2 separate regions of the Homo sapiens genome follow, and region 2 is linked to region 1. Evidence: read pairs that join two places in POLR2A ChIA-PET (ENCODE). Cell type or tissue: Panc1. All regions are shown on one strand. Each heading gives the region's core, and the rest is flanking DNA. Links, peaks and the distances in the headings are about the cores only.

Region 1 (4,394 bases), core at 226-4,225:
GGGAGGTGGAGGTTGCAGTGAGAAGACCGCGCCTCTGCACTCCCCAGCCTGCGTGACAGGGCGAGACACTGTCTCAAAAAAAAACAAAAAAAGTGATTAAAATTCTTAATTCCATATACCCTCACCAATATTCTGTATCAGCTGCCCAAGTATTAGATAGGATGGGCTCAATCCTAAAAGGCACAACCCCCATATTTAACATCCCTAAAATTGGGATGTCTTACAATTGATGACAGGTCAATTGGGAGTGTAAAAGAATAACATAAGCTGGGTGTGGTGGCTCACGCCTGTCATCCCAGTACTTTGGGAGGCTGAGGCAGGTAGATTGCCAGACCTCAGGAGTTCGAGACCAGCCTGGGCAACAGGGTGCAACCCCGACTTTACTAAAATACAAAAAAAAAAAAAAAAATTAGCCAGGCATGGCAGCATGTGCCTGTAATCCCAGCTACTTGGGAGGCTGAGGCAGGAGAGTTGCTTTAACCAGGGAGGTGGAGGTTGTAGTGAGCTGAGATCACGCCACTGCGGTCCAGCCTGGCCGACAGAGCGCAAGACTCCGTCTCAAAAATAAAAAAAAAAAGAATAGCATGTTAAATTTTGTGAAATAGAGTATGCACAGATATTATGCATATATTTTTATTTAAAAAACCAGCTGGATCAGGCGCCATGGTTCCTTCCTGCACTCCCAGCACTTTGAGAGGCCAAGGCAAGAGGATCACTTGAGTCCAGAAGTTAGAGATCAGCCTGGGCAACAAAGCAAGCCCCTGTCTCTACAAAAAGATTTTTAAAAGAGCTAGATGTCGCAGTGTGCACCTATAGTCCTAGCTACTTGGGAGGCCGAGGCAGAAGAATCGCTTGAGGCCAGGAGTTTGAAGCTGTAGTGACATAGGACCACACCACTCCACTCCAGCCTGGACAACAAAGCGAGACCCTGTCTCTGGAAAAACAACACAGCTAGTAAATTTAAAACTATACTTTGCTAATAAGCATTATTTATCAAGTCCATAATATAGCACATCTACACATTAAGACGCAGTTCTAGTCTGGTTATATATTATTTTCAGTAAGAGAAACACAATGTTGCAAGTTGTATAAAACTTAGATGAGTGACAAGATGATTTTAGGGGTTTGTTCTGATGTATAATTTTTTTTTTTTTTTTTTTTTTGAGACGGAGTCTTGCTGTCGCCCAGGCTGGAGTGCAGTGGCGCGATCTCAGCTCACTGCAGGCTCCGCCCCCTGGGGTTCACGCCATTCTGTTGCCTCAGCCTCCCGAGTAGCTGGAACTACAGGCGCCTTCCACCTCGCCCAGCTAATTTTTTTGTATTTTTAGTTAGAGGCGGGGTTTCACCGTGTTAGCTAGGATGGTCTCGATCTCCTGACCTCGTGATTCGCCCGCCTCAGCCTCCCAGAGTGCTGGGATTACAGGCATGAGCCACCGTGCCCAGCCTGTATAAATTTAATCACACATGGTTGAATTAGATATGTTGGTAAAAATAACCCAAACTAGAAAAACTTAGAGTCACACAAAGCAATAAACAACTACAAAGCCTAGAGTTGGTATTAACAATTTATAAACTAATAGCTCTAACTTTGTATATCATGAAGTTTTAGAATCCAGAGACACCTCACCAAGTCTCATGACTATACTGAAAACACTGATTAAAATTTTTTGAAATTGTTCAGAGAATGCAGCTAACCATAACTGAAGTTCACTATTTTTAAGAGGACATGTATCAAATAGGGGATATGACTCATGAGTAAAATTCACATTTTTTCTAGCTGAAAAGCAAGTATATTTGAAGATAACATTTGGGTAACAAAATTGCCATATTTAAAAGATACTTTCGGCCTGGCGGGGTGGCTCACGCCTGTAATCCCAACACTTTGGGAGGCCGAGGTGGGTGCATCATGAGGTCAGGAGATCGAGACTATCCTGGCTAACACGGTGAAACCCCATCTCTACTAAAAATACAAAAAATTAGCCAGGTGTGGTGGCAGGCGCCTGTAGTCCTGGAGGCTGAGGCAGGAGAATGACGTGAACCCAGGAGGTGGAGCTTGCAGTGAGCCGAGATCCTGCCATTGCACTCCAGCCTGGGCGACAGAGCGAGACTCCGTCTCAATAAATAAATAAATTAATTAAAAAATACTATCACCATTCTAAAACTGAAGTTAAAATAACAAAGGAAATGTGATAAAATCAGGGCAATTCATGAGCACACAAAGGTCTTCAAAGACTATGTTATGTCAGCCAAAACCATTACTATGACAAATAAAACCATTGTGTTCCCAACTGCAACATCTTGAAGAAAACATTGCTAATAAAGACCATCTAAATAAGAAAGTTAGAGATATTGCTACATTTTCTGTATTACATTTGTCTCAAAGTTTTTATTTGTCTCAAATTTTTAATCATTTCTTTTCAGCCAGGGTAATGATAAATATTTGTATACAGAAATCCATTTTAAGTTTTATCATTTTAAGATAATTTCCATTTCTAAGTAGAAATAGTATACAACTATTACCATTGCAATCTTTAGCATTGTTGTTACAACAGTACTAGTTTTAAAACAAGTCTTTATATTTTATAGATACAAACTGAAATATTAACAGGTAAAAATTAAATGTCTAGGTCTTGCTTCAAAACAATACAAGGCGGCTGGGTGTGTTGGCTCACGCCTGTAATCCCAACGCTTTGGGAGGCCGAGGCAGGTGGATCACCTGATGTCAGGAGTTCAAGACCAGCCTGGCCAACTTGGTGAAACCCAGTCTCTACTAAAAATACAAAAACTAGTTGGGTGTTGTGGTGCGTGCCTGTAATCCCAGCTATTCAGGAGACTGAGGCAGGAGAATCGCTTGAACCCGGGAGGCGGAGGCTGCAGTGTGCCGAGATTGCGCCACTGCACTCCAGCCTGGCGACAGAGTGAGACTCCATCTCAGAAAAAAAAAAAAAAAGCCATTTACTGTGATTCCTAAAAGTATGCATGAACATGTGTTGCACAGACATTCAAAGTCTTGGAGAATATATACCTAAATGTTGATAAGTATATTGTTGATTAAAGTACCCTATGTTTCTTTTGCATTTAAAAAATTTCTCACATCTAGATGTGTCTCACAATTGACGATAGTTTTAGAGAAATCCATAATACTTTCATGTTAGGATGATCATAGCAGTAAATAACGAATATAATCTATTGAAAGTAGACAAAAGTTTTTTTTGTTTTTTGTTTTATTTTTTTGAGATGGAGTTTTTTGCTCTTGTTGCCCAGGTTGGAGTGCAGTCGCGCAATCTCGGCTCACTGCAACCTCTGCCTCCGGGTTCAAGCAATTCTCCTGCCTCAGCCTCCCGAGTGGCGGGGATTACAGGCATGTGCCACCACGCCCAGCTAATTTTGTATTTTTTTTTTTTTTTTTTTTTTGTAGAGACGGGGTTTCTCCATGTTGATCAGGCTGGTCTTGAACTCCTGACCTCAGGTGATCCGCCTGCCTCAGCCTCCCAAAGTGCTGGGATTACAGATGTGAGCCACCATGCTTGGCGCAAATTAAAGTTTTTAATGATTACAATACTTTACTGTAAAGGGATTAATGGCTCTTTTAAAAGAAAGGTTCTCGGCCAGGTGCAGTGGTGCACACCTGTAATCCCAGCTACTCAGGAGGCCGAGGCACTAGAATCTCATAAACCCAGGAGGTGAAGGTTGCAGTGAGCCAGGATTGCTCCACTGCACTCCAGGCTGGGCTACAGAGCGAGACTCCATCTCAAAAAAATAAAAAGAAAGGTTCCCTGCCCTACCCCCTAGGACCCCATAGCTCCAGCTACGGCCCAAGGCTGGGGCAGGAATATCTCTTGAGGCCAGGTAGATTCTAGACTGAATAGCCACTGTACTACAGCTGACTGGACTAGATCTGAATTCCATTTAGCTGTTAAATGGGCAATTCGAACTAGTAATTTGACCAAAATTACATGCAGGGTAAGAAAACTAGTTCATTATCTTAGTGAAAGAAATAGCTTCTACACCTTCATTTTACATGTAAAATTGTATTTGAAGAATGCAGCTGTATATGCCTCACCTGTACCATTTAAATAAAACTATTTAAACATTTTATTACAGGTTCTAAATGAGAAGAAACTTCAAGAGGTTGATAGTTTATGGAAAGAATTTGAAACTCCAGAGAAAGCAAACAAAATGTAAGTACTCTTGAAATCAATAATTTAGCAGTTAACATTTAGGGCTTGTTTTATTTTTTACATTTTTCCCTGATTTATATAATGTTACATTCGTAGTTTTCTGTTTTGAAATCTGTTTCAGGAATAATTTTGGTATGAACCTAATTATTACAAATGTTTTACTTGGAATATAGGCCATCTCAATTAATTTGAAGGCAGTAGTCTCCCCCTTAC
Region 2 (4,394 bases), core at 281-4,280, 56 kb after region 1:
ACAAACAAGGAAGGAGACTGTGAACAGAGAGTATATTAGTGAAGGAAGCGGACCAGTGCTGATGAGCTCCACGTGTTAAGAGTGGGTGAGTCTGGGGCCAGCGTGGTGGCTCATGCCTGTAATCCCAATACTTTGGGAGGCTGAGGCAGGCGGATCACCTGAGGTCAGGAGTTCGAGACCGGCCTGGCCAACATGGTGAAACCCCTGTCTCTACTAAAAATACAAAAATTAGCTGGGCACGGTGGTGTGTGCCTGTAATGCCAGCTACTTGGAAGGCTGAGGTAGGAGAATTGCTTGAACGTGGGAGGCGGAGGTTGCAGTGAGCAGAGATCGCAGCCACTGCACTCCAGCCTAGGCAACAGAGTGAGATTCTGTCTCAAAAAAAAAAAAAGAGTTGGGTGAGTCCCTCATGCGCAGTGGAGATAGCTCCTTAAATGATGAATGGGCCGGGCGCGGTGGCTCATGCCTGTAATCCCAGCACTTTGGGAGTCCGAGGCGGGCGGATCACCAGGCCAGGAGTTTGAGACTGGCCTGGTCAACATGGTGAAACCCTGTCTCTACTGAAAATACAAAAATTAGCCTGGCATGGTGGCGGGTGCCTGTAATCCCAGCTACTCAGGAGGCTGAGGCAGGAGAATCACTTGAACACAGGAGGTGGAGGTTGCAGTGAGCAGAGATTGCACCGTTGCATTCCAGCCTGGGCAACAAGAGTGAAACTCCATCCCCCCAAAAAAATAAAAATAAAATGATGAATGAAGAAAGTAAATGTCTATGAAGTATGGAACAATGATGGTGCATTGGAGAGTTTCTCTTACTTCTTTATGTCCCTCCCTTCCCTGGAAGCTGGAAAAGAAGCTGCCAGGGATGAACACCTTTGCTTCTCCTCATCCTTGGAAACCATTAAAACTGCGTCTGAATCTTTGCTGCACTCCTAGAGTATGGACTGGAAAATAGCCCAGGGGAGTCAAAATCCTGACTTTGATTCACAAACATGCTTGAAAGAAAAAAGAAAGGAAGGAAGGAAAAGAGAAATTGTGGCTGTGACCTAACCATAGCTAAAAAAATCTCTTTGACTTCCAGTGGTTTGGTATTAATGGAAGCCTTTTATCTTCAGCACTTTGTCCTTGTGCTGCCAAGTGGAGGAAGGGAAAGTGCAGAAAGCTCTGTCTGCATAATCATGTGCCTGCTGGCCCTCCCCAAATCCAGAGCCATGTGAAGGCTCACCCTCCTGGTTCTGGGAGGCCCCAGGCTAGCATGAGAAATCAGTGGGAAAATGTTCCTTCAGATGTCAAATCCCACCTTCTCTCAGAAAAGAAAGACATAAATAAAGCCGCAGGCAAGGACAGGCAGGCCCTTAGGTTGCTTATGCGAGCATTCTAAAAATCTCCTCATCAATGCTTAGCCTAGATTTCACAGACCAAATGCCAATATGTTTTGCCCTAAAACACAGTTTATAAAATTAAGAGATCCTTTCCCAGGGGACCTCAGCCTCATGGCCTCTGTATCTCTTGTTAGGACCACTTTCAAGGAGGAATAATTTACTCAAAAGTGCATTTTAGGCCAGGCATGGTGGCTCACGCCTGTAATCCCACTTTGGGAGGCCGAGGCAGGCAGATCACTTGATGTCATGGGTTTGAGACCAGCTTGGCCAATGTGGTAAAACCCCATTTCTACTAAAAATACAAAAATTAGCTGGGTGTGGTGGCAGGTGCCTGCAGTCCCAGCTACTCAGGAGGCTGAGGCAGGGCAATCGCTTGAACCCAGAAGGCAGAGATTGCACTGAGCTGAGATCATGCCACTGCACACCAGCCTGGGTGACAGAGCGAGACCATCTCAAAAAAAAAAAAAATGCATTTTACCCTGCGGCTCCCTCCAAATAATTACCTTTTCTCCCATTTTCTATAAGAATTATTTAAATTGCCGAGCACGGTGGCTCACACCTGTAATCCCAGCACTTTGGAAGGCCAAGGCGGGCAGATCACCTGAGGTCTGGAGTTCGAGACCAGCCTGACCAACATGGAGAAACCCCGTCTCTACTAAAAATACAAAATTAGCCGCATGTGGTGGTGCATGCCTGTAATCCCATCTACTCTGGAGGCTGAGGCAGGAGAATGGCTTGAACCCGGGAGGCGGAGGTTGCTGTGAGCCGAGATCGCGCCATTGCACTCCAGCCTGGGCAACAAGAGCGAAACTCCGTCTCGGGAAAAAAAAAAAAAGAATTATTTAAATAATCTTTTTATTTTGGAATAATACTAGATTTACAGAAACGATGCAAAGATAGTACAGAAAGTTCCATATAGCTCTTGTTCATTTTCTCTTGTTAACATATTACTATGGTACATTTGATTCCATTCATTGTTCTGTTACTATTAACTAAACTTGGCACTTTGCTCAGATAGTTTTTCCCTAATGACCCTTTTTCTGTTCCAGATTCCATCCAGGATACCACGTTACATTTAGTCATCATGTCTGGTCAGATACTTTGTAAAATGTCCCTCAAATTTGGATTGTCTGGTGTTTTCCTCACATGTAGATTGGGATTATGGGTTTTCAGAAAGAACACCTCAGAGCTGAAGAGCCCTTCTCATCATATCAGGGTAGATGACATACACATGGCATCACTGGTAATGTTAACCTTCACTGATTGGTTAAGGCAGGGTTTGCCAGCTTTCTCCATTGTAAAGTTACTGTTTCTCCTTTTCTGTAATCTGTTCTTTGGAAGCAACTCCCCCTAAGTCTAGTCTACCCTCAAAAAGGTAGAAAGGGAATTGGGAGGGAATTAAGTTCATTTCCTGGAAAAGGGAGTATTTACAGACATTATTACTGTTATTATTTTAAAATTCAGACAAGGTCTTGTTCTGTCACCCAGGCTGGAGTGCAGTGGCCTGATCTCAGCTCATTGCAACCTCCACCTCCGGGGCTCAAACAGTCCTCTTGCCTCAGCCTCTGAAGTAGCTGGGACTGCAGGCATGCATCACACAGGCTATTTTTTTATGTTTTTAGTAGAGAAGGGGTTTCACCATGTTGGCCAGGCTGATCTCCAACTCCTGAGCTCAAGCGATCCTCCCACCTCAGCCTTCCAAAGTGCCAGGATTACAGGCATGAGCCACCGTGCCCAGCGGGAGTATCTACATTTTTTTATTTTTTTATTTTTTTGGAAATGGAGTCTCACTCTGTTACCCACGCTGGAGTGTAATGGTGCGATTGCGGCTCGCTGCAACCTCCACCTCCCAGGTTCAAGTGATTCTCCTGTCTCAGCCTCCCAAGTAGCTGAGACTACCGGCACGCACCATCAGGCCTGGCTAATTTTTGTATTTTTAGTAGAGATGGGGTTTCACCATGTTGACCAGGCTGGTCTCGAACTCCTGACCTCAGGTGATCCGCCCACCTCGGCCTCCCGAAGTGCTGGGATTACAGGTGTGAGCCACTGCACCCAGCCAGATCTACATATATTAAATGGGGTTATTCTGTCTGAAAGAGTAGTTTCTTCTTCTCGATTAATTTTTATTCATTAATGGCTGGGCACAGTGCCTCACACCTGTAATGCCAGCACTTTGGGAGGCCAAGGCAGGTGAGTGGCTTTGAGCTCAGGAGTTTGAGACCAGCCTGGGCAACATGGCGAGACCCCTGCCTCTATTTTAAAAAGTACAAAAATTAGCTGGGCATTGGTGGCTTGTGCCTGTAGTCCTGGCTACACAGGAGGCTGGAGAATTACTTGAGCCCAGGAGGCTGAGGTTGCAGTGAGCTGAGATTGTGCCACCTGGGTGACAGAGTAAGACCTAGTCTCAAAAAATAAAATAAAATAAAATAAAATAAAATAATAATTTTTATTCATTAATGTATTTATATCAGCCTGAACTCATGTTTATAGTCAGCTCTCGGTATCTATGGATGGGTTTTGTATCCATAGATTCAACCAACCACGAATCAAAAAAAATAAAAAATAAAAAAACCCAGAAAATGAAAAAAACAATGTGACATTTAAAACTAATATGCATTTTTGCCGGGCGCAGTGGCTCACGCCTGTAATCCCAGTACTCTGGGAGGCCGAGGTGGGAGGATCACCTGAGGTCGGGAGTTTGAGACCAGCCTGACCAACATGGAGAAACCCTGTCTCTACTAAAAATACAAAATTAGCCGGGCATGGTGGCACATGCCTGTAATCCAAGCTATGTGAGGCTGAGGCAGGATAATTGCTTGAACCCAGGAGGCAGAGGTTGCGCTGAGCCAAGATCATGCCATTGCACTCCAGTCTGGGCAACAAGAGTGAAACTCCATCTCAAAAAAAATATTATTGGGTGCATCACACCAACATGGCACATGTATAGATATGTAACAAACCTGCACATTGTGCACATGTACCCTAGAACTTAAAGTATAATAAAAAAAATAAA

What was found. Peaks named below come from ENCODE experiments on the same cell type or tissue, not always from the same donor. Only the 100,000 strongest peaks of a DNase experiment are listed, where the experiment ranks them.
Region 2: POLR2A ChIA-PET joins it to region 1 with 10 read pairs; 7 of 35 experiments call an interaction of 5 or more read pairs at or near these places.

The regions. Positions count from the first base shown.
Region 1 is chr2:202,271,009-202,275,402 of GRCh38, forward strand. It overlaps NOP58 (NOP58 ribonucleoprotein), which reads left to right. Exons shown (of 15, transcript NM_015934.5): 2 at 4,105-4,181. Among named protein-coding and RNA genes, the nearest start is that of SNORD70, 3.2 kb to the right of the region's middle. In Panc1, for the core only: no CTCF peak of the experiment used is centred there; no DNase peak of the experiment used is centred there; H3K27ac peaks cover 576 bases.
Region 2 is chr2:202,326,890-202,331,283 of GRCh38, forward strand. No RefSeq gene overlaps it. Among named protein-coding and RNA genes, the nearest start is that of SNORD11, 36 kb to the left of the region's middle. In Panc1, for the core only: no CTCF peak of the experiment used is centred there; no DNase peak of the experiment used is centred there.